4 separate regions of the Homo sapiens genome follow, and regions 1, 3 and 4 are each linked to region 2. Evidence: chromatin contacts called from ENCODE Hi-C or POLR2A ChIA-PET data. All regions are on one chromosome and are shown on one strand. The core of a region is the stretch at or near the end of the contact, and the rest is flanking DNA. Distances in the headings are between cores, read along the strand shown. Region 1 holds the start of AP1G1 (adaptor related protein complex 1 subunit gamma 1). Region 2 holds the start of GLG1 (golgi glycoprotein 1). Region 3 holds the start of DHODH (dihydroorotate dehydrogenase (quinone)). Region 4 holds the start of PHLPP2 (PH domain and leucine rich repeat protein phosphatase 2).

What was found. A loop is a pair of places that touch in the nucleus more often than their neighbours do. ChIA-PET counts read pairs that join two places held with the same protein, here RNA polymerase II (POLR2A). Pooled maps may share reads with other maps.
Region 1: a loop to region 2 is called in a pooled map, with 5 times the contacts of the local background. The contact joins the promoter of AP1G1 here to the promoter of GLG1 in region 2. A Hi-C loop is called at or near these places in 9 of 50 pooled maps.
Region 3: a loop to region 2 is called in a map of CD8-positive, alpha-beta T cell, with 10 times the contacts of the local background. The contact joins the promoter of DHODH here to the promoter of GLG1 in region 2. A Hi-C loop is called at or near these places in 1 of 168 maps with a recorded cell type or tissue (CD8-positive, alpha-beta T cell), 1 of 37 single-sample maps with no recorded cell type and 7 of 50 pooled maps.
Region 4: a loop to region 2 is called in a map of naive thymus-derived CD4-positive, alpha-beta T cell, with 4 times the contacts of the local background. The contact joins the promoter of PHLPP2 here to the promoter of GLG1 in region 2. A Hi-C loop is called at or near these places in 1 of 168 maps with a recorded cell type or tissue (naive thymus-derived CD4-positive, alpha-beta T cell) and 6 of 50 pooled maps. POLR2A ChIA-PET finds 5 or more read pairs at or near these places in 2 of 52 experiments (BJ and OCI-LY7).

What each region holds. Positions count from the first base shown.
Region 1 is chr16:71,805,616-71,811,985 of GRCh38, reverse strand. AP1G1 (adaptor related protein complex 1 subunit gamma 1) reads left to right here and starts at 3,152. Exons shown (of 23, transcript NM_001128.6): 1 at 3,152-3,223. LOC124903714 (a long non-coding RNA gene) reads right to left here and starts at 3,028. Exons shown (of 2, transcript XR_007065110.1): 1 at 2,784-3,028. RefSeq lists enhancers at 2,101-2,180, 2,741-3,430, 3,374-4,021.
Region 2 is chr16:74,602,313-74,608,506 of GRCh38, reverse strand. It overlaps GLG1 (golgi glycoprotein 1), which reads left to right and starts at 1,393. Exons shown (of 26, transcript NM_001145667.2): 1 at 1,393-1,850. The coding sequence starts at 1,413. RefSeq lists silencers at 1,223-1,412, 1,643-1,822.
Region 3 is chr16:72,006,094-72,011,655 of GRCh38, reverse strand. It overlaps DHODH (dihydroorotate dehydrogenase (quinone)), which reads right to left and starts at 2,912. Exons shown (of 9, transcript NM_001361.5): 1 at 2,871-2,912. The coding sequence starts at 2,891. It also overlaps the pseudogene ATP5F1AP3. RefSeq lists silencers at 2,918-3,117, 3,061-3,160.
Region 4 is chr16:71,720,739-71,727,009 of GRCh38, reverse strand. PHLPP2 (PH domain and leucine rich repeat protein phosphatase 2) reads left to right here and starts at 2,309. Exons shown (of 19, transcript NM_015020.3): 1 at 2,309-2,681. RefSeq lists a silencer at 2,736-3,705 and an enhancer at 3,471-3,972.

The sequences.
Region 1 (6,370 bases), core at 1,903-4,402, 2.8 Mb after region 2:
TGGTAGGAAAAAAGATCTTTCCGGGGCCGGGAGCGGTGGCTCACGCCTGTAATCCCAGTACTTTGGGAGGCCAAGGCGGGCGGATCACGAGGTCAGGAGATCAAGACCATCCTGGCTAACATGTGAAACCTCGTCTCTACTAAAAACACAAAAAACTAGCCAGGTGTGGTGGCGGGCGCCTGTAGTCCCAGCTGCTCTGGAGGCTGAGGCAGCAGAATGGCGTGAACTCAGGAGGCGGAGTTTGCAGTGAGTTGAGATCGTGCCACTGCACTCCAGCCTGGGGACAGAGTGAGACTCCGTCTCAAAAAAAAAAAAAGCTCTCTCCTCCTTAGGTAGCTGGCTTAATTTTTCTTTTGTGGTTCACAATGATACACATTTAAATTTGACCTCTAAGCATTTTTTTGTGGTGTTCCAAACGGAATACTTTAGCTAACTCTGCTTTGCAACCTGCAAACTTCTTACTTATGTGGAAACCCCAAACTAAGTTTGGCCTGTGTTCCCTGCATAGCTATACCTCAGAGGAAATTGTGTTTTGGCTTCATTCCACTATTTACTAGCCTTGTAGTCCATGGTTGCACTGTACAGTAGCAGCATGGCAGAGGATCTGAATTCTGTAAACATTCTGTTCTCTAAACCACTTGTTGGGGGTTGACTCCATCCACCCTGAGAGTGTAGGTATGTGTGTAGGTAGGTAGGTAGGTAGGTGGGTGGGTAGGTAGGGGTGGTGGAAGATTGTGGTACCCTATGCTAATTTATAAAATGGCACTCTGGCCTGGCATGGTGGCTCATGCCTGTAATCCCAGCACTTTGGGAGGCCGAGGTGGGTGAATCACCTGAGGTCAGGAGTTCGAGACCAGCTTGGGTAACATGGTGAAACCCCGTTTCTACTAAAAATACAAAAAATTAGCTGGGCGTGGTGGCATGCGCCTGTAGTCCCAGCTACTTGGGAGACTGAGGCAGGACAATCACTTGAACCTGGGAGGCGGAGGCTGCAGTGAGCCAAGATCACGCCATTGCACTCCAGCTCGGGCAACAAGAGTGAAACTCTGTCTCAAAAAAAAAGGCACTCTATAGCTCTGTAGCAGAACCCCAGTGGAGGAGGGGAGAGGATGTGTCTTTTAGCCAAGTTAGTTTCTTGGAGCCTCTTTTTCCTTATTTGTAAAACTAAGTTACTTATGCTTGCCTAGCCTGACTCAGGAGGTTGTCCAGAGGGTCAGATTAGATTATACACATGAAAGTGCCTTATGAACAATGTGATATCAATATTTAATAATACAAATGATAATTATTATCGCACCCATGGCCTCCTTTCTTTCCAGCCACTTGGCATGCCCCAGTAGTTCAGGGACAAAATTGTACAGATGGGCCTACTTGGTTCAATTTTTTTTTGTTTTTGTGAGACAGGGTCTCACTCTGTCGCCCAGACTCGGCTATCTGCAACCTCTGCCTCCCAGGTTCAAGCGATTCTCCTGTCTCAGCCTTCCGAGTAGCTGGGATTACAGGTGCCCACCACCATGCCCGGCTAATTTTGTATTTTTAGTGGAGATGGAGTTTCACCATGTTGGCCAGTCTGGTCTCGAACTCCTGACCTCAGGTGATCCGCCCACCCCGGCCTCCTAAAGTACTGGGATTACATGCGTCAGCCACTGTGCCCGGCCTACTTAGAGCAATTTTTGTTAAGTGTTTTGAAATCCCTGCATGAAAATGACTAAGGAAAAAAGTGCAACCTTCTCTCTATGACACCCAAATCCTAAACTCAAGATTTGTGGTTAGTTCTGGCCAGGCCGGTGGCTCACACCTGTCATCTCCACACTTTGGGAGGCCGACGCAGGCAGATCACCTGAGGTCAGGAGTTCAAGACCAGCCTGGCCAACATGGCGAAACCCTCTCTCTACTAAAAATGCAAATATTAGACGGCCGTGGTGGCGGGAGCCTGTAATCCCAGCTACTTGCGAGGCTGAAGCACGAGAAATTGCTTGACCCCGGGAGGCAAGGTTGTAGTGAGCCGGGATCCCGCCACTGCACTCCAGCCTGGGCAACAGAGCGAGACTTTGTCTCAAAAAAAAAAAAAAAATTTTTTTTGTGTGGTTGGTTCTGTTCTCTTTGGCACCCAGCCTGCTGCTGTGTTGTATTGTACTTTGTTGCCAATCTAGCAGAAGGATTTTAGTCTAGGTAGGTCACCTTTCCTTTAAACAGGCCAAGATATCAGGCCCTCTTTACATTCACATGGAAAAGACTCACGTCATATGTTAGTAATTATTTATCAGGTTAGGAACTGTCTGGTTAGACTTTCTTTGGCCCTGGTTATTAATTCATGGAGTCATAGACCGAAAGCCCATTCTGTAAGGGTTTCAGCTAACATGAGTCCAAGTCTTCTTTCTACATATGAGGAAATTGAATCCCTGGAGAGTTTAAGTGACTTGAGCAGTGCAAGCACCGCGGTACCGGGCGTGGAATCCATTCTTTTCAGTCATCCTCTTAACTCTTCATAAAATATGTTGCAAAGACACCATAAAACCATAGAATACCACCTGGAGCATGCTCCTTAAGTTATAAAGAAAGCAAAAATCTTAAAGGAGACAGCAAAGAGTTCGGGATTCCCGTGGACGAAGACCTTTTCAGCCCTGCTGTCTTCTCCGCCCCCACCTGTCTCGCTTGCTCTCACTTCCTGGGCTACCTGACTTAGCTCCGCCCCCTCCAGGTGGCTCCACCGCTTCCTGGTAGCCCAGCTCCACCCCCCCTACCCCCCCACCCCCCTACCCCCCACCCCCCTACCCCCTCACCAAGCGGAACCAATGTCCGTCCGCTACGGGGTAGGCCGGATCTTTCTCGCTCAGACTCATCGCAGCGGTGACTCGGCAGCAGCGTCTCGCGTCATCAGTGACAGCCCCGATCCTTGCTACGTTTGCGTCGCTCTGCCAGGAGCAGTCGCCTCCTCCTTGGCAAATAGTCCTCGGCAGGGTCCGAGTTCTTGGATAATTCGAGAGAAAAGGCACGATAAGTTGCAGTACGAGGACACGGAAACGACCAGGAGAGGAGGACAGGGAGCGAAGTTTCCTCAATAGTGTGTGAAGTTAGTTAAAAACTCCCTCCTTCCTCAGGATCCCTCCGCCTGCGGTAGCGGTGGTGAGGCCGAGGGAGCCGCCATTTTGGATGTTCGGTTCCTGCTGCCACTGCTGCCGCCGCCCCCGGAGCTGCTGGTTTCATTCGAGGTTTCGGGCCGGTGAGTGTCACTCCCGGCGCTGAGAGCATATTGCTGCTTTTGCCCCGCCGCTGCCGCGGGCGCTCGACCGGAAGCTTCCTTTCAGTTTCAGGGGTCCAGTCCCAGGCTGTGGGTGTTGAGAAGAGAAGACAGAGAAGCTGGGCCAGGAGAGGCCGGGAGCCCCAGGGGCTGCTCCGACTTCTGGAGGGCCGACCCCGAGGCCTCGGACCGGGAGGTTCCGCGCGCCGCGGCGTTCCGTGTTGTGGCGTTGCCCCGCCGGTACGGGCCTCCTTGAACCCTTGACTTTCTCAGGCTGCGATCTTTGAGGGCTCATTCAGGGAGCCTGGGGTTTAGCGGGGCGGGCCCCACCCCCGCGTGTCTTCTCTGAGCCACGTATCAGCGTTCTTGTGTCTTGTACCCGTGTCAGGTCTGTCAGATAACTCCCAGCATATCCAAATGCCCAGTTAATCGCTGCCTGCCCCTGCAGTGCCGTCCTCTCGGAACCGGACATCGGCCTCGCCTCTCTCTAACCTTCCGACCAACTTCTTTCCCAATTTTTCGTGTGTGTGTGTATATGTTGTTGTTTTGTTTTTTTCAACCTACCTGCGAGTATACTGTTTACCCTTTTCTCAGCTCCTGGCCCTGCGGACGTCAGCGTCTAATAATTCTCCCGGTCTTCCTGATTGCCTGAAAGAGTCGGGACGGTTCGGTTGATTGTGTTTCCCGGTTAGGACTCGGTGTAGGAGATCCATCGAACCACTCGCTCAGGGTAATGTTTATGAAGCAGATTATGTTTATGAAGCAGATTAAATGGCTTTTGGGAGGCAAGAGCTGTCAAATGTTTTCTCATATGTGGATTCCCTCCCTGTGCTGAATACTTAGCTTTTTGGTGCTTACTGACACTTGTGTGGTATTTTTTTTTCTCCCCTATTATATATCCCTGAGCACGGAAATCTGTCCATGGAGAAAAATATTAATCTGAGGTAGGTAGAAAGGAGAGTTGGGCTGCTTTACAGTGATTAGTTAACAGAAGGGAGGAGTTAGTGCTTTCTTAGTGACCTTAACTTTGAAGTGTTTGTACAGTAATGATCTTTGCTGACTGATTCTAAAAAATACTTGTAATGATTTCATGTATTGGGTTTTTCTGGGGATAGCTGAATTTTAAATATTCACTTCCACCGTTCCCTAGAATACTTGTCAAATACCTAACTTGTCACACACCCTAACTTTCACGTTTGAAAAATATGAACCCTCTAAGTACTCGTAATCTCGTCACTTTTATTCTAAAGGCATGTTTGCAGTCTAGCATGCTTGAATAAAAAGTATGTCTTTATTTTTATTTATTTATTTTTTGAGACGAAGTCTCCCTCTGTCTCCAGGCTGGAGTGCAGTGGCACGGTCTCGGCTCACTGCAACCTACGCCTCCCGGGTTCAAGCAGTTCTCCTGCCTCAGCCTCCCAAGTAGCTGGGACTACAGGCACACGCCGCCACGCCCGGCTAATTTTTTGTTGTTGTATTTTAGTAGAGATGGGGTTTCATCATGTTGCCCAGGCAGATCTCGAACTCCTGAGCTCAGGTAATCCGCCCGCCTCGGCCTCCCAAAGTGCTAGGATTACAGGCGTGAGCCACCGTGCCTGGCAAAAAGTATTTCACAGTTATTCACTGATACATTTCCTACGTTTCAAGTTAGGCGAGTGTGATTGAATCACCCTTATTTCATCTCAGCCTGGGTTTTCACATCTGCAAAAGAGAAATTAACTTATTTGAGATCACAGTCTAGTGGTTGAAGTTTAAATTTATAACTTGAATTGAGTCAAGCTTTTTAATATTGCTAAGCCACTTATAGATGCATTATTATTATCAGGTTATTGAAATGAGATTGTAGATAAATTCCTCTATAGGTCATATGATGTCTCAGAAGAAAACAATATTTTCAGTTTAAATACTCAGTGATCTTGTTATTTAAGCAGATTTTTCAAAAATATATTAGTTACTATTAGATACGTGAGTTCTGTATTACCCTGAAGCAATGGAATTTTCTCTTTTGGTTTAAAGGAACTGTCAAACACTGAACACCTATGTAATGCTCACTCATTTAGTAAGTATGCCCTCGCAGTTACTACTGAAATGTTCCATTTCTGACTTAGACTTTTCAAGTAAGGTGTTAGAAGAGCTATCACATAGATGTTAGTTAACTCAGTGTTTTTCATGCTTTAATATATTGGTATTTAAATGTCATTCAGGCGGGCGCTCAGTGGCTCATGCTTGTAATCCCAACACTTTGGGAGGTGGAAGGTGGATCCCTTGAGCCCAGGAGTTGGAGGCCAGCCTGGGCAACCTAATGAGACTCCGTCTCTACCAAAATATTTAAAAATATTAAACTTTTAAAAATTCATTCTTAGATAGTTTGCATTCACTGTAGAAAGGGTCCTTTTGCCTTAACAAATTCCTAGCAAAGTGTTGTTTAGTGCACCATTGATCAGTGCATATTTGAATGTCTGCTTTGCGTTTAGGAAACCTCCGTTTTCTTTTGGGGGCAGTTGCTTGTTCTTTGGTCTGACCTCTGTCATTGATAGCAGTTCTAGATTTGAGGGCAGATTTTAGAGTGAAACTTTAAAGTACAGAATTTGCCAGGAATGCCTTGGTGATATTTCACCCCAGTGTTTATTTAAAAAAGGAGTTTTAAAAATCAGTGGTATGCAAACAAAACCAACTTCTTTATGATTTATAAAAACTCTTTTTTTTTTTTTTTATTATTTTTATTGTTTGAGACAGGGTCTCACTCTGTTGCCCAGGCTGGAGTGCAGTGGTCTCAGCTCACTGCAGCCTGGACCTCCTGGACTCAAGCGATCCTCCTGCCTCAGCCCTCCACGTAGCTGGGACTACAGGCGTGTGCTACCACGCAGGGCTAATTTTTGTATTTTTTGTATAGATAGTGTTTTGTCATGTTGCCCAGGCTGGGCTCAAGCAATCCTCTTGCCTCGGCCTCGCAAAGTGCTGAGATTACAGGTGTGAGCCACCTCACCTGGCCAAAACTTTTAATTTATACAAATTTAAAAAGTTGAATGAGTATTTTCCAAGATATTATTTTTAATTAAAAAAATTGAATTGGCAATCTACATACCAAAACAGATTTTCCACAATGCTTAATCCCCTTATTTGCATTTG
Region 2 (6,194 bases), core at 144-2,643:
TATGACAGTAGCAAAGGTGACCGTTGGTGGAGATGCCAACAAGCTCTCATTCCCCATGATAGAGGCCTGGGGTCAGCCACAGTGGGTAATTTGTACTCACAGAATATCTTCAGTCTCAGGAGCTCCTTTTGGGTTCCCTGAGCTCCTGACTTTTCAGGTTCTAGTTATGTCTAACTTGGTCTTGACTGCTCATTTGCGGGTCAGGACAGCAGAAGCTGTCTGTTTACTACAGTAGATGTAATTCGCATTTTTGGACACAATGACCAGTGGAGATTACACAACCCAAACTGCCCTCATTCCCCAACATGTGCATGGACAGAGTGGGATGAAAGTGCGCCAGGGTGGTGGGAAGCCCCAGGGATTCTGGTGGCTAGCCTAGCTGTCTACAGGATGGCAGAGTTCCTCTTGGGCAGCTCATTTAATCCCTCCACGCAGAACTGTTAACATCTCTGTGCCATTCTTCAGTTAAATGAGAACCTAACGCAGGCCTGATGCATGGCTCAGATTACACAGCGGATGTGAAGAGGCTTTGGGAACATATCCTCTCTCCTAAGGACAGGGAGGGGATGCTAGTGTGGGGTGCCTGCGGTGTTGCATGCAGGTCAATGAGAACAGTTACCGACACACAGACTTAACCCGAGTCCTCAAAGATGTGTTTTATTATTATTTTTTCATCCTTTAAACATGAATCTAAATGCTGGCTTAAAATCAGGATTCATGCATAAACGGCTTCCCAGTTTATTAACAATACTGGCTGTGACTTTTTGAGTTCAGTGTTGTGGGCCAGGCACTTAAATTATTATTTCGAATCTTGCCAATGGTACTTTACATTTGAGCTCTTGCGTACCCTGCCAGAGCAAGGATTATAACCTTAATTTTTTTTCTTACCCCAGAACTTATGCTCTTAACCCTATTCAATGCTGTCTCTCTCTTTGGCTAAGAAAGACTTCTGAGGCAGATGGAAGGAAGGAAGGAAGGAGGGAGCGATACAAGGAGAGGCTTTCCGATTCCGTAATACACCTGGTTGTGCAAAGTTCACCTCTACATATAAAGTTTTTGTTTTCCAAGTCATTGAACCGGCGACATATTCTACCGGCCATTTTGGTTGTGGCAACCCCAATTCCCTTGATTTTTTTTTTTGTGACAGCAAATGGAATTAGAGTAGGCCGCCCTGCCCGGGCTTTTTAAGAAACCCCAGCAACCCCCCCGGGTAAGGAGCGCCGCTCTCCCGCCCGCCGGTCCAGGGTGTGTGCGGTTTCCAGCACGGCCTCCTCCTTCGCCCCACTCTGGGTTCGCGGGTCGGCGCCGGCGGGGCGGGGCTCGGCAGGGCCACGCTGCCACGCCCAGCGTCTCCACCCCCTCATTTAAATACGCGGCGCCGGCGAGTGCGTCGAGCTCGCCGCGGACTCAAGATGGCGGCGTGTGGACGTGTACGGAGGATGTTCCGCTTGTCGGCGGCGCTGCATCTGCTGCTGCTATTCGCGGCCGGGGCCGAGAAACTCCCCGGCCAGGGCGTCCACAGCCAGGGCCAGGGTCCCGGGGCCAACTTTGTGTCCTTCGTAGGGCAGGCCGGAGGCGGCGGCCCGGCGGGTCAGCAGCTGCCCCAGCTGCCTCAGTCATCGCAGCTTCAGCAGCAACAGCAGCAGCAGCAACAGCAACAGCAGCCTCAGCCGCCGCAGCCGCCTTTCCCGGCGGGTGGGCCTCCGGCCCGGCGGGGAGGAGCGGGGGCTGGTGGGGGCTGGAAGCTGGCGGAGGAAGAGTCCTGCAGGGAGGACGTGACCCGCGTGTGCCCTAAGCACACCTGGAGCAACAACCTGGCGGTGCTCGAGTGCCTGCAGGATGTGAGGGAGGTGAGGAGGTGGGACGAAGCCGGGAGGGCCAGGCCTGGTGCGGGCCCGAGGGTGTTGCCGGCCTTGGAAGCCGCTGACGCCGGTCGGCTGCTTTCCTTGCTTCCTCTGTGCTGCACTCGCTCCTTCCCTCTTTGCTCCTCACTCCCAGGCGCTTTCAGGGAAAAGGATACCACTCCCACTCCTTCTTTCCCCCGCCCTTATTTCCCTCCCTGTTGCCGGGGTCTGGGACGAAAACCTGGGCTCCTGGCCGCAATCCGCCGAGGCCCAGAGCGTGTCTGTTCGCTCCTGTCTTTTGTGTGATGCTCTATGCAGAGTGTCTCCTCGCCGAAGATCAGTTTAGGATTTTGCCATCAGTTTCGACTAGGACAATTTGTGGCAAGCCATTTAAACATAAAAAAATGCCTGGCGTACTTAGGCTGTAAAGAATGATCTGTTTATTAGCAGTAGATGTAATTCGCAAATCCATATTTTTGGTGCTGAAATTAATGTATGCTTTGTTTTCTTCACTTCCTTTGGTCAGTTGTATTGAACCCCATGTTTAAGCTGTTAACTCCCAGTGACTTGGCGCCCCAAAGCTTGAAAAGTTGGGGAAGCGTTTGAAGCTGTGTTTGTGACTGGGTTATGGGATCTTGCCTTTCTGAGGTCTGAATGTGATTTTAACAGTATCTCTTAATGAAATCTACATTTGTCGTTGCTTGGTGTGATTCAGTTGAGTGACATTGATAATTTATAATCAAGTGACATTGATAATTTATAATCTAGGTTTAATGCTGCAGACCATAATGACAATTCTCAAAGTTTGGGAGCAAATCTGACAGTAGTAACTTTTTCCAGAGGTGTAGGTATATAAAATTAGCCCTAAAGGTGGACAAATAGAATGAAGCTACCACTTGATACTGTTTTTGGTTTTTTTTTTAAATATCAGATTTGTTTAAGGCGTTCAAGCTATAGCAAGACCACTTGCTTGTAGAAATTTGCTTCTCTTGGCATTTCCCCCCTTCATCTCGTGTTCTAGTATTCTATACAAAAGCAATTCAGATAGAGGAAAAGACATACATAAGCAGGAGACAGAAAGAAAGGAAGTTTCCAGAGCCCCTAGAAATGTGAGGCCTTACCTGACTTCTCATCTTCAGCTTAACGACTAGAGGGATAGTCCTCTGGTAGATACAGCTAATATTCCTAACTCTGTCGAACTTTTTGGAATTTTCTTTTCGCTCTTTGAGGACACATAATAGATGTCGTTTCATCAAACTAGGATCCTAATACTGGTGACCAAACAATTAGTAGTAGTTTGTGGTAGAAACAGCACATTATTAGGGAAAGTGGCAAAAAGTGGCCTATTCAAGGAGTGTATATATCCTTCATGTGTATTCCGGACATTTGGAAACCTCCACTTAAAGGAGGCAGTTTTATGCTCCAGAGGAGGAAAGGCGTCATATAAATTGGAAATGGGGGTTTTGGGGGGTTGGGGGGAGGTGGAGGGACCAAATTTCCAATTTAATGTTTTTTCCTCCAGTTTTTACATACAGAAATAATGAAGGAAGAGTACTGTGAACACCTATGTGTATTCTTCAGGAGGTGGAGTTATTTTTAAACTTCTTTTCTTTTTTTTGAGATGGAGTCTCACTCTGTCGCCAGGCTGGAGTGCAGTGGCTTGAACTTGGCTCACTGCAACCTCCACCTCCCGGCTTTAAGCAATTCTGCCTCAGCCACCTGAGTACCTGGGACTACAGGCGAGCGCCACCACGCCCAGCTAATTTTTGTATTTTTAGTAGAGACAGGGTTTCACCATGTTGGCCAGGATGGTCTCGATCTCCTGACCTTGTGATCTGCCAGCCTCGGGCTCCCAAAGTGCTGAGATTAGTGGTGTGAGCCACCACCCCCACCCTATTTTCTTTTTCTTTAAAGACAGCGAAAGGAAATTTCATTCTGCTTAGTCTGGGAGTTAATTAAATCTGATCTATGTGTTTGAAAGAGCATAACTTAAAGAAGTAAACTAGTTAGGCACATTTGAAGAAACATGTATAGAATATGTTTTGTATTTGCTGTTCAGTAAGTAGAACTATTTGATAGTGAAATAGATATATGTACTTTTCTGTCCCTTTGCATGCAAATGCAGGGAACATTTTCCTATCCGTACCCATTATTGGAATTATGAAAAGGCAGAGCATATGAGTACAGTTGTTCCTTGGTATCACTGGAGGATGGTTCCAGGCCTCCTGCAGATATTGAAATCCAAGGACGCTCAAGTACCTTATACCGTATAAAATGGTGTCGTATTTCCATATCATCTGTGCACACCCTTCCGAATTCTTGTCTTCTCTAAAATACTTGTGATACCTAGTACAGTGCCTACATATCAGTTCATTCATGTGGATTCACTGTAGTACTTGGCATATGTCAAACTTAACTTTTGCTTTTTGGAACCTTATGGAACTTTTCTTTCTGAAAAAAAATTTTTTATTATGGAGACAGGGTCTCGCTCTGTCATCCAGGCTGGAGTGCAGTGGTGCAGTCATAGCTCACTGCAGCCTCAGTCTTCTGGGTTTGAGAGTTCACTGAAGCCTCCACATTCCGGGTTCAAGTGATCTTCCCAGCTGGGCTTTCCAAAGTGCTGGGATTAGAGTTGTGAGCCACTGTGCCTGGCCTTGGGATTCTTTTTTTTTTTTTTTAACGCTCTCGGATGAGTCATGCTTTTAAAAAGGCCAAGTATATCATGGGTCCACTATGAAATAATAGATGTAATAGCCAGTAATGGTGTGTTAGTAGTCCTAGTTGTGTGTGTATAATTATTAGTAGTTCAAGTTATTTAAATAAAAACAAAAAATTAGAAAGTGTAAGGCAGAAAAGAAAAAATATTCCCTGGGCTGTTCTAGTAGGTGGAGTAATAATACCAAAGAAAGAGAAGATACTGTTGCTTAGTATGTGATAAGGAAGGCATGCTTGATGTTGTCAGTCATTTTAAAATACTTTACTTATTCTTGGTTGAAATGGCCAGTAGCACTTTTTTTTTTTCCACTAGTGTCTTGTATTTCGAAGTTTCAGATGGAGACCTTGGTTCCTTAGAAGTTTGTGGTGTTCAGCCGGGCGCAGTGGCTCACACTTGAAATCCTAGCCCTTTGGGAGGCTGAGGCAGGAGGATTGCTTGAGCTAGGAGTTCAGTACCAGCCTGGCAACATAGTGAGACACCGTCTCTAATAAAAAGTTTGTGATGTTCATAGATTAGATTTTCTTTTTTTTTTTTTTTTGAGACGGAGTCTTATTCTGTTGCCAGGCTGGAGTGCAGTGGTGTGATCTCGGCTCACTGCAACCTCTGACTCCCTGGTTCAAGCAGTTCTTCTGCCTCAGCGTCCCAAGTAGCTGGGATTACAGGCACGCACCACCTCGCCCAGCTAATTTTTGTATTTTTAGTAGAGACAGAGTTTCACCATGTTGGCCAGGATAGTCTTGATCTCCTGACCTCATGATCTGCCCACCTTGGTCTCCCAAAGTGCTGGGATTACAGTCATGAGCTATTGCGCCTGGCTGCTGCTGCTGCTGCTGCTGTTGTTGTTGTTGTTGTTGTTTGAGACGAAGTCTTGCCCTGTTGCTCAGGCTGGAGTGCAGTGGCACAATCTTGGCTCACTGCAACCTCTGCCTTCTGGGTTCAAGTGATTCTCCTGTCTCAGCCTCTTCATCACCTTGGCCAGGCTGGTCTTGAACTCCTCACCTTAGGTGATCTGCCTGCGTCGGCCTCCCAAACTGCTGGATTACAGGCATGAGCCATTGTGCGTGCCCCATAGATTTTCTTACACAGAAGTAGAGAGAATAGGGTAATGAGTCCCTGGGTATACATCACCCAGCTTCAACTGTTCCCACCCTTTTTTTTTTTTGAGAGACAGAGTCTCACTCTGTCACCCAGGCTGGAGTGCAGGGGCACGATCTTGGCTCACTGCAACCTCAGCCTCCCGAGTTCAAGCGATTTTCCTGCTTCAGCCTCCCAAGTAGCTGGGACTACAGGCATCCGCCACCACACCCGGCTAATTTTTGTATTTTTTAGTAGAGACAGGGTTTCACTATATTGGCCAGGCTAGTCTCGAACTCCTGACCTCGTGATCTGCCCGCCTCGGCCTCCCAAAGTGCTGGGATTACAGGCGTGAGTCACCGCGCCCAGCCCCGCCCTTTTATTTTTAGGGCACAGGGTTGGGAGGCTGGCATATTTAAAAGCAAATCCCAGATACTGTCATTTCAAATACTTCAAGCATGTCTGTGATAAATACTTTTTAAAAACTAGAAGGTTTTTTTTGTTTGTTTTTGTATTTAAATGTATAATCTTTCTTTTGCAAGTAATTCTGACACTAAAAA
Region 3 (5,562 bases), core at 1,663-4,162, 2.6 Mb after region 2:
ACATTCTGACATTTGTGTGGGTAAAAATTATCCGTTCATATTATCTAAGCCAAACTATATTTTACCACATAAACACAAACTGTCTTTCCTGACCTCCTGGTCTCAAGCAATCCTCCCCTCCTCAGCCTCCCCAAGTAACTGGGACCACAGGCACATGCCACCAAGCCCAGCCAATTTTTTGAAGAGATAGAGCCTCTTTATGTTGCCCAGGCTGGTCTTGAACCCTTAGGCTCAAGCAGTACTCCTGCTTTGGCCTCCCAAAGTGCTGGGATTACAGGCATGAGCCACCGTGCCCAGCCTCTACATGGTTTTCACATACAGTACAAATATCTTGTAAATTGAGGGACAACTGTACAGTTTCACATAGAACATTCCCAAGAATTGTTCACCATTTCAGAAAATCTCATCGGGAATGGTACAGTGCTTTCCTGGGGTGCCTGATATGTAACACACCTGTGTACCTGCATTTCTAAGTAGAGACTTAAACACAACTATCTCACTAGGGGAGTCATAGCAATATTTACATACTGAAATACATGTAATTTTATTATTAATATAAACTACTTTTACATTTTCTCCTTTATATTCCAGTTAGGGTATTAATTATGCTGGCTTTTAAAAATTGCACATAGCTGGACTTGGTGGCTCATGCTTGTAATCCCGGCACTTTGGGAGGCTGAAGTGGGAGGACTGCTTGAGCTCAGGCGCTTGAGACCAGCCTGGGGAACATAGTGAGACCCCGTCTCTACAAAATATAAAAAATTAGCCAGGCATGGTGGTGCGCCTGCGGTCTCAGCTACTTGGGAGGCAGAAGTGGGTGGATCCCTTGAGCCCAGGAGGTCCAGGCTGCAGTGAGCCGGGATGACACCACTGCACTCCACCTGGGCGACAGAGTCAGACTCTCTCAAAAATGTATACATACAAAGACATTATACATATATTCCATTTCAAGGTAACGGGGGTGTAAAATATAAAACAGAAGCTTCAGATCTTATTGGATCAAAAGTGGTTCACAATGCTTTTCTCTATCACTGCCACATGCTGAGTTATTCATTCATTAGTTCAGTCATTCATCAAATACTGATTGAGCAAAGATGACAAAACAGATCTTGCCCCTACCCTCATGGAGAGTGTGATCTTATGAAGCGACAGACAGAAATTAATGATCATGCAAATATGTAGTCATAGCAACTGTGATGAAGGATAAAAAGTATAAGGTAATGGAAGTATTCAACCTAATCTTAGAGGTAAGGAAAGGCTTCCTTAAGGAAATGACTTAAAGCTGATACTCAAGGGATAAACGAGTTGATGGGGGTCTCTCTGAACCTATTCTGGTTCAATTATTTAAAAAAATAGTTAACCAGAAGGCAGTACGGAGAGGAAAAAGTGTAAAGGCTCTCTCAGTAGCAGAAGAGAATGAAAAAGGGAGAAAGTTTGGAACAGAGGAGTGAGGGAAAGTAAGGCTTAAGACGAGGCAGGAGAAAGGAGCAGGAGTCTTGGCCAAAATAAAGATTTGGGTTTTGTTCCCTAAGCCAGGAAATGACATGATTAGATTTGCTTTTAAGGATCCTTCCAAACTGCTAAAGACATGTAGATCAAGTATTCATTGGCTGGGCGCGGTAGCCCACGCCTGTAATCCCACCACTTTGGGAGGCTGAGGCGGGAAGATCCCTTGAGGCCAATAGTTCTAGACCAGCCTGGGCAACACAGTGAGATCCCATCTCTCTCCATTTATTTATTTTAAAAAGAGACTCAGGCCGAGCGCGGTGGCTCACGCCAGTAATCCCAGCACTTTGGGAGGCTCACGAGGTGAGGAGTTCGAGACCAGCCTGACCAACATGGTGAAACTGCAGTCTCTACTAAAAATACCAAAATTAGCCAGTCGTGGTGGCGCGCGCCTGTAATCTCAGCTACGCAGGAGGCCGAGGCAGGAAAATCGGTTGAACCCGGGAGGCGGAGGTTGCAGTGAGCCAAGATCGCGCCACTGCACTCCAGCCTGGGCGACAGCCCAAGACTCCGTCTCAAATAAACATATAAAAAGAAAGTCAAGGTTATTCATTGCCTCCCTTGGAGACTGTACTCCCCCCCACCATGTCAATCAACAAATATCTGAACACCTATTTTTTTTTTTTTTTTTTTTTTTTTTGAGACGGAGTCTCGCTCTGTCGCCCAGGCCGGACTGCGGACTGCAGTGGCGCAATCTCGGCTCACTGCAAGCTCCGCTTCCCGGGTTCACGCCATTCTCCTGCCTCAGCCTCCCGAGTAGCTGGGACTACAGGCGCCCGCCACCGCGCCCGGCTAATTTTTTGTATTTTTAGTAGAGACGGGGTTTCACCTTGTTAGCCAGGATGGTCTCGATCTCCTGACCTCATGATCCACCCGCCTCGGCCTCCCAAAGTGCTGGGATTACAGGCGTGAGCCACCGCGCCCGGCCTCTGAACACCTATTACATACGGGGATACAGCTAAGAACTTTTCACAGAGACCCCCGCCCCTAACAAAACTTTACCTAAAAGGGTTGGGAGCATGTCCTACTCTAGTTTCATTCCCCGTTGGATCCGGCACACAACGCTAGGCGGTCATGTGTTCACTAAGCACCCCTGTGCCAGGCTCAAAAACATGGCCCAGGCGCAGACACTCAGATCAGCACCCACCCAGACCTGCAGGCGCTGTCTGCACACGCCTGACCGAGTCCACGTGCAAATGCACACGCACGAGCATTTGCAGGAGACCCCGGAAACACGCACACGTCCCAGGGGGGCCCACACTCCCGGAGCCGCCTTCGGTCCATGCCTCGCCCGGCCTGACTCTCCGTTCTCGCCCTCCCCGGTCCCTGGTCCCCCATCCACACTGCTCACTCGCGGGACTCACTTTCAGGTGTCTCCACGCCATGCTCCTTCCGTCATTAAGCCCGCCCCTGTCTCCCTTCCATTGGAGGAGATGGTGGCGGCCCCTCTTGTCTCCGCCCCTTAGCCGCCAACCCACCAGTCGCCGGGCAGAAGGGTTGAGAGGACGCCTCCGCGCAGCGGGGAAGGCCCGGCACCACCCCCAGGTTCTGGTTGGGTGCACGTGCGCAGTAGCGGCGGCCACGCCTCTTCCGCCCGCCCTCTCCCAGCCTGCCCGCTTGATCGCCGGCTGTTGGCGGAGATGAGATGCCGCTGCACGGTGTTTGTCCGTACTACCGCAGCCTCGAATCCAAGAGTCCGCGAGCATCAAAACACTGTGTTTCACACCAGAAATATTTGTACAGTTTTTATCACTTTAAAAAATAAATTTTACTGCTGTGTTGATATAAAGATGAATATGTTAATATATAAACTTTTTCAACTTAAAAGTTGATTTTTCTTAAGGTTTTTTAAGGAAATTAAAACATTTTCTTGAGGCCGGGCATGGTGGCTCACGCCTGTAGTCCCAGCACTTTGGGAGGCTGAGGCAGGCAGATCACTTGAGGTCAGGAGTTCGAGACCTGGTCAACACCCAAAACCCCGTGTCTACTAAAAAATAAAATAAAATACAAAAATTAGCCGGGCGTAGTGGCAGGCGCCTGTAATCCCAGGTACTCGGGAGGCTGAGGCAGGAGAATCGCTTGAACCCAGAAGGTGGAGGTTGCAGTGAGCCGAGATAGCACCACTGCACTCCAGCCTGGGCGACAAAGCAAGACTCTGTCTCAAAAACAAACAAAGAAAAATAACCAAAAAAAAAAAATTTCTTGAGATCCTAAAAGTGTCAGAGGCCCTTCCCTGGCCCTGCGCCTGTTGTGCCTCCTGGAGAAAGTGGCCCTGGTTATACCTTGGCATTGTGGTGCAACAGATGTGGAGGTATTTTTTTAAATACTGTTTCTAATCAAGACCCTGAGTGTGCAGGCCCGTTGGAGTGTGGTTTACTGCGGTGATTTTTTTTTTTTTTTTTTTTTTTTTTTGACAGAGTCTTGCTCTGTTGCCCAGGCTGCAGTGCAGTGGCGCGATCTCGGCTCACTACAAGCTCCGCCTCCCGGGTTCACGCCATTCTCCTGCGTCAGCCTCCCGAGTAGCTGGGACTACAGGCGCCCGCAACCATGCCCGGCTCATTGTTTTGTATTTTAGAGACGGGGTTTCACCGTGTTAGCCAGGATGGTACTGCGGTGATTTATGACGACCTAATGTGTCACTTTGTAGTCCTCTGAAGCAATCGTGCCCTCACGAAGAATTTTGAAATGTCTTACCTAATGATGTCCTGGCCGTTGGAGAATAGCCTCTGTAGACTTAGGTGTCAACAGCATTAATCAGATACTTATTGTTTGGAGGCTCTACACCCATCCGTGTCATTTTTGTCCAGTTGCAGTGTTCCCGCCATCAGCTGAAATAGCTGGGTTATTGTCGTAGCAGAAATTAGAGCAAAAGAAAGGTGTATGAAATATCTTGAGTCAAGCCATTTTTGAGCTTCATCAGTTGTATGAAGCTATCAAATTAGAACAAATTCACAGACCCAGCTGAGACTTAGAGACAGATTCTACTGCAATAATTTACATGCTAGGTGTTTCAGTCTACATGCAATAGAAATCATTGAAAACATTTATCAAGGTAAAAGTTATGCTTATCAACCTGTCTTCCCTTTACACTTTAATGGAATAAGTTAATTCAGCACACCTTAGTCAACATAAATCATTGCTCATCTGGGACAAAAAACTACTTACATGTTTATCCTCAGTTCTGAGCACTCTCTCACCAATTTTTTGGTCGTTTAAATTAAAACTTTTATTGATAGAGTGCTTGTGTCTTAGATAAAGCATGTATTGAAAGAATATATACAAGGACTTTACCCTTTATGAAAAGGATTGAAATGAAATTACAGCATTGTGTAAGATACCTGACTTGACTTTCAGAGATTTCATCAACATCAGGTTTCATTTAAAAATGCTTGAAACGGTCCCAGTCAGTCCAGAGGCTGCGGCTGTGGAGGTACCACCTGTGGAGAAACTGCAAAGATGCTGTCTGTGTGTGTCTCCGCGGCCGTAGCCCGTGACCTCACTCGGTGGGCAGGACTGGTCTCCAGAAATGCTTTGGGTTCATCTTTCATTGCTGCAAGGAACCTCCATGCCTCTAACACTCATCTTCAGAAGACTGGGACTGCTGAGATGTCCTCTATTCTTAAAGAGCATGTTCTTGGAGCTGATACCTCTGCTGACCTTGAAGAAACTGGGCATGTCTTAAGTATTGGTGATGGTATTGTCCATGTACATGGGCTGAGGAATGTTCCAAGCAGAAGAAATGGTAGAGTTTTCTTCAGGCTTAAAGGATATGTCCTTGAACTTCGAAACTGACAATGTTGGCATTGTAGTGTTTGAAAATAATAAAGTAAGGAAGGAGGTATAGTGAAGAGGACAGGAACCATTGTGGACGTTCCAGTCGGTGAGGAGCTGTTGGGTCGTGTAGTTGATGCCCTTGGTAATGCTATTGATGGAAAGGGTCCAATGGGTTCCAAGACCCATAAGTGAGTCGGTCTGAAAGCCCCCAGAATCATTCCTCGAACTTCAGTGTGGGAACCAATGCCGACTGGCATTAAGGCTGTGGATAGCTTGGTGCCA
Region 4 (6,271 bases), core at 1,060-3,559, 2.9 Mb after region 2:
CTGCAGTGAGGGCAGATGGATTTTCGCACAAAAAAAATCCCAGAGGAATTTATTTTTAGGGTTAGTCTCAGCTGTTTACCATTTCCAGAAATTGTAGTTACATAACCCTTGGCATACATAATGCACAGTGCCTTGAACTGGGGGAGAACATCAATATGTGACCTTTGAAACAAAGTATAAAATGTTAATGGCACTACATGATTTGAAAAAAATCAACTGGTTGTCACTACTGAATTGGATCTTAAATCATGGGAACCATTAAAGGTAGTTACATCATAAATTAGCCCCTGAAACTTTTGGGCGGATGGGTTTTTTTTTTTATGTTTTCCCTTTTGAAAGAGGAACTACTGTTGCCAGAATGAAGAAGTAAATAGCAATGCTTATGCCTACTATCCCTTTAATTAAACAATTATTCACCACTGCTGTTCCCCAGCATGAGCTGAAACTTTAGTTCTGCAACAAGATCTTTCCTTTTTGTGTAGTCAGTCAATAAAGAGCTTCTACTCATGAAATCTGGAAAAGGTAATGTATAATGCCTCAAGAAACAGACTCTTACAGCCAGGTGTGGTGGCTCACACCTGTAATCCCAGCATTTTGGGAGGCTGAAGTGGGCGGATGGCTTGAGCTCAGGAGTTCGAGACCAGCTTGGACAATATGGTGAAGCCCCATCTCTACAAAAAAAATGCAAAAAGTAGCCAAGCGTAGGGTGGTGCTCACTTGTGGTCCCAGCTACTGGGAGGCTGAGGTGGCATGATCACCTTAGCCCATGGAGGTTGAACCTGCAGTGAGCTATGATTGTGTCCATACCGTACTCCAGCCTGAGCAACAAAGCGAGACCCTGTCTCAAAAATAAAAAAAATATAAAAGGCTTTTGAAAAACACTTTTTTTTTTCCTTGAGACAAGAGTCTCCCTCTGTCACCCAGACTGCAGTGCAGTGGCGCGATATCTCGGCTCACTGCAACCTCCACCTCCCAAGTTCAAGTGATTCTCCTGCCTCAGCCTCCTGAGTAGCTGGGCCTACAGGCTCGTGCCCCCACACTGCCTAATTTTTGTATTTTTAGTAGAGATGGGGTTTTGCCATGTTGGCCAGGCTGGGTTCAAACTCCTGACCTCAGGTGATCTGCCCGTCTTGGCCTCCCAAAGTGCTGAATTACAGGCATGAGCCACTGCACCCAGCCAGAAACACTTGTTCTAAACCACATTTTTTTCTTATCACTGCTTGCCTGCCCTTGTTAAAATTTGCTTCTGTCTCCATATTGGTGCCTATTGCTTATATACCAGTTTTCTTGTTGGGAGAAATTACCCAGTAAGCACTGAAATGGGAATCCAACTACTTTGAGTACCTTTCCTGAAAATAATTTCAAGGTGGAAGGAAAATCCAGGAGGTGGATGACCTAAGAGTTTTCTCCCACCTTAAACCAGACTCACAGTGACAAATCGTTTTTAATGCATTAAAATGAGGCCAAGAAATGAAGATTACTGGAGATTGGAATTTTGGTATATACAAAGCTAACTTGTGAAGGGAGAAAGTAGGTCAGAAAGGGGTCGGAACCTGCAAGAGCCAAATTTGGTCCTGGCATTTAAAATATCTCCAAATGGATACATATCTCAGATGGGGGACACAGACTGCTCTGTTAAATCTAAAAGTCTTGTACTAAGCCTGCAATTATTCTAGACATACAGTTAGTCTGAATGAGGCAAACTGAAGCAATGGATAATAGGGACAAAGGGTCCTGCTTTGTCACCCAGGCTGGAGTGCAGTGGCACGATCTCGTCTCACTGCAACCTCCGCCTCCCGGGTTCAAGCGATTCTCCTGCCTCCACCTCCCAAGTGGCTGGGATTACAGGCGTGCGCCACCCTGCCCAGCTCATTTTTTTGTATTTTTGGTATAGACAGGGTTTCGCTATGTTGGTCAGGCTGGTCTCGGACTCCTGGCCTCAAGTAATCTGCCTGCCTTGGCTTCCCAAAGTACTGGAATTACAGTTCTATGAAAGTGAAGAAATTACTGTTTTTTGCTGTCTAATTCCTTACAAGTTGCTTGAAGATTCAACACCCTATGTATGAGGGGAAGCCCTAAAAATCTGGAAGTCTAGAAGCCTTCCTAGGAAAATTTAGGAGGAATCGACAGAGTACTTTTCGAGAAACCGATTGGATCTTCAATTTAGAATTTTGGAATTATAATGGCTACTATGGATCCCCACTATACGTTAGGCACTTTGTATGCACTAAATCTTCATCATAACTACTTGGCAGATTTTAATCTCTTTCTCACAGCTTAAGAACGAAAGGCTTAGATCAAGTAACTTGCACAGGGGTATAGATCTAAAGAAGGGCAGAGGGGAGATCTGGAAACAGGCTGGCTGACTCCAAATTTGGCCCATTGGCAACAAAACTACTATCACTGCGAGAACGAAAAGAAAAACAAAACAAAGAAAAGAAAAGAAGTTAACTTTTAAAAGTTTTTTTCTGAATCAGCCTTGCAAATAAATCATAAACCGGGTCACAGGCCATATTACTGCTTGAAGCAGAGCACCGAATTCTGATAATTTTGCTCCAGGAGGAGGCAAGGGAATTAAAACATGGCTGGGAGGTGAGCGGACGTTTTGTACGAGGTTGGGTTGAATTTGCTTAAGAAGGTCGCACGCATCTCTGATAAGGAAGAGAAAAGGCCTTGCCAAGGTGAGTATTCTCAACAGTTCGTTCAACGGCTTGGCAGGTGAGGGAAGTTACAAGAGCCACCCTGGCGGAGGGCAGCGTCTTGTCACAATTGACAGGTGCCGGCGCCACCTGCTTCTTTCTCCCGCGGGTTTCTTAGAGGGCGGGGAAAGCAGCAAATACCCCTCCTTGCGCTCTAGTCCTCCAAGCCTAGGGCGGCGGGCAGTGGAGGCCCAGCGCTCTGCGGTGGTGCCAGGTTCCGCCACGCGGGCCGCGGCCGGAATGCGGCTCGGTGGCGCCCGGGCCACTCGGCGCCGGCAGCTGCTTAGGTCCAGCGGGGCTGCGGGAGGGGCGGAGCTGGCGAGCCGCCGGAGGGGCGGAGCCGGCGGGCCGCGGGGGGCGGGGCCACCGGTTGCTCGCGCGCGCCGCCGAGGCTCCGCACGCCGTCGCGCGGGCCGGGCGTCTCTGTGAATCCTGGGTCGCCGATGGGGGAGGTGGAGCCGGGGCCCGCGGGCCCGCTGGAGCCCCCGGAGCCGCCCGAAGCGCCCGCGAGCCGCCGGCCGGGAGGGATCCGGGTCCTGAAGGTGAGGAGGCGGATGGACCAGCGAGCGAGCGAGCGGGCGAGCGGGCAAGCGGACTAGGGAGGGAACGAGGGAGGCTAGAGGCCGCTGCCGCCCCCGCCCCGCGCAGTGGCTGAGGCAGTCGGCGGCCCCCGCCCGGCGTCAGTCAGTCGGCCGCCCCACACCCGGCTGGGGACGCCGAGGCCTCCGCGCCGCGCCCGCGTCCAGGCCTCGGCGCCTCGGTACCCCGCTGCTGCCCATCCCTGGCCGCGCGCCGCCCGCCTCGCAGGCCCACGCCTTTGGGCTGCGGGTAGCCGCCGCCCACCCGGACCCTTCGCCGCCCCTGCTTGCCTCGCCGCGCTCGGGGCCCGGAGGCCGGCTCCGGAGGGCTCGGAGGGCCGCCGGTTCCTGGCACAGGAGCGGGGCTGGAAGTACGCAGGGCTTTCTCCCCTCCCGGACACCTGAAGACATCACCCCAGCGGGAGGATGGCAGCGGCGATTGGCCGGCGCCGCGGAGGGTTCGGGGCCAGGCCGGGTGGAGCCGGCTCCTCTGCCCTCGGGGCTCGCTACCCGAGGTGCCAGCCGGCAAGGACGACCCGCCCAGCTTGGAGAGAGAATCCCCGCTGGAGCTGCGTCGCGGGGACTTGCTGGGCGTGTTGCGGAAGGGAGGAGGGGCCGGGCCGAAAGGGGCATTCCTGCTCCCGGGAGCGGGGCCGACTGCCGAGGGAGACGGAATGGGGGAGCCGTTATGCAACAGGCAGCTAGCGGGGCTTCTTGGCAGGAATTGGGGGAGTGGGAGGATATGAAAACAGATGTAGGCAAGAGGGGAGTGGAACCTTGAAGGTGATGAGAAGTAAGTTTACGAAGGAATGCACAAGGTAGGGTGGCGATAGTGGGGAGGAGAAGATGGTTAAAGGGAGGGGTTGTGGGAGGCTGACTGGGTGGAGTTTTTTACTAGCATTTGAAAGAGTTGCAGAGAAATTTTTCTGTAGGTCAAATACGTAAACTAGGTGTCCTTCCGCAGGTGGAATGGAATTCCTTCTAGAGTTCTACATGAGGAATTCAGGATATGAAACTTGCCCAGTAGAAGGATGGAAAGGAAAGAAAATTTAAATTTGATGTGTTTCAAAAATACATTGCAAAACAAAACGTATGATGTTAAAAATCCTTTAGTAGTTTATTGGGATTGAGGTTCAGCAGTATTTACATGTTATGAAGGTTAGTACGATGTTACAAAGATGGGAACACGGAAAAACAATAATAGAACCCAGTGAATCCATGGAACAACGTAAACTAGAACTCTGTAAAATATAAAACATTTTTTGTGCTACTGCCTCTCAGTTTTTTTTCTTTTTATTTATTTTTTGAGACAGGGTCTCACTCTGTCACCCAAGCCTGAGTGCAGTGACTCGATCTCTGCAACCTCTGCCTCCAGGGTTCAAGCGATTCTCCTGCCTCAGCCTCTTGAGTAGCTAGGATCACGGGCACCCGCCACCACACCCCACTGATTTTTTTGTATTTTTAGTAGAGACAGGGTTGCGCTATGTTTCCCAGGCTGGTCTTGAACTCCTGATCTCCAGTGATCCGCCCGCCTTGGCCTCCCGAAGTGTTGGAATTACAAGGATGAGCCACCACGCCCGGCCTCATACAGTTTTGTTAAGTAGCTGAGTGGTTGAATTGTGCCAAGTGATGCTGGAAAAGAAGTATTACAGTAGAATACTCTGAATTGGGAAGAGTCATCTCCCACTCATTTTTCTCTGAAGACCCTTCCAAAACTTCATTCTTTTTTGTAACTCTTTTATACCTAATACCAAATCATGAACATTATTGTCAGATAATACAGATATTCTTCAAAAGGCTAATATAACTAAGCCAGTCTAACTTAGCCAGACTAGATCCAGTTCCATCTATCCTGGGATACTGGAAAATTTCCTTCAAAATGTGCCCCCAGATTTATTTAGCGAATTGCTGGACCATAGGTTTGTAAATTTTCCAGGTGTTTCCTACAATTTGGGGTTTATGGTTTTTTTTTAGTAATGATTAACTTTTTTACTCAGCTTATAGAAGATAGGAAGTTACAGCTAATGTCGGTGTGTGTCATGAGATTCATTTTTTTTTTTTCAAGAACAGTTTTGGGTGTTTAGCAAAGTATGTATAAACAATTAATGCCAAAAAAAATTTAAAAAGATTTTTTTTTAGAGACATAGCTTCATTGTGTAGCCCACGCTGGAGTGCAGTGGTGTGATCATAGCTCACTGCAGGTTCAAACTCCTGAGCTCAAGTACCTCAGCCTCTCAAGTAGCTAGGACTATAGGCACATGCCTGGCTAATTTTTATTTTTATTTTTGTAGAGATGGGGTCTTGCTATGTTGATCTCAAACTCCTGGCCTCAAGTGATCCTCTTAACCTTGGGCTCCGAAAGCACTGGAATTACAGGCATGAGCCACTGCACCCAGCCCAAAACGTTATTATTGTTATTATTTTTTTGAGGCAGAGCCTCTCTCTTGCCCAGGCTAGAATGCAGTGGCGCGATCATGGCTCAAGTGATCCTCCTGCCTTAGCTTCCTGAGTAGCTGGGATCATAGGCACGTTTTTTTTTTTGTTTGTTTGTTTTGTTTTTTTAGTAGAGATGAGGTCTTACCTTGTTGCCTAGGCTGGCCTTCAACTCCTGGGCTTAAAGGCTGTCCCTCCTCGGCATCCCAAAGTGCTGGGATTACAGGCATGAGCCACCGCACCCAGCCCCAAAACATTTTTAAAGCGCTGACATATTCTTTCTCTATCTCATCCCATCCCTCCCCACCGCTTTCACAATATTTAATAACGTGTGTATTCCCAGATATGAGTCTATATTGTTTTAAAGTTTTGAATGCAGAAACATCTTCTACCTAAGAGTATTTCACATTGTTTTTTTTTTTTTCGTCTTTTGTTTTTTTTTCCGAGGTGGAGTTTCGCTCTTGTTGCCCATGCTGGAGTGCAATGGCACGATCTTGGCTCACCGCCTCCCGGGTTCAAGCGATTCTCCTGCCTCAGCCTCTCGTGTAGCTGGGATTACAG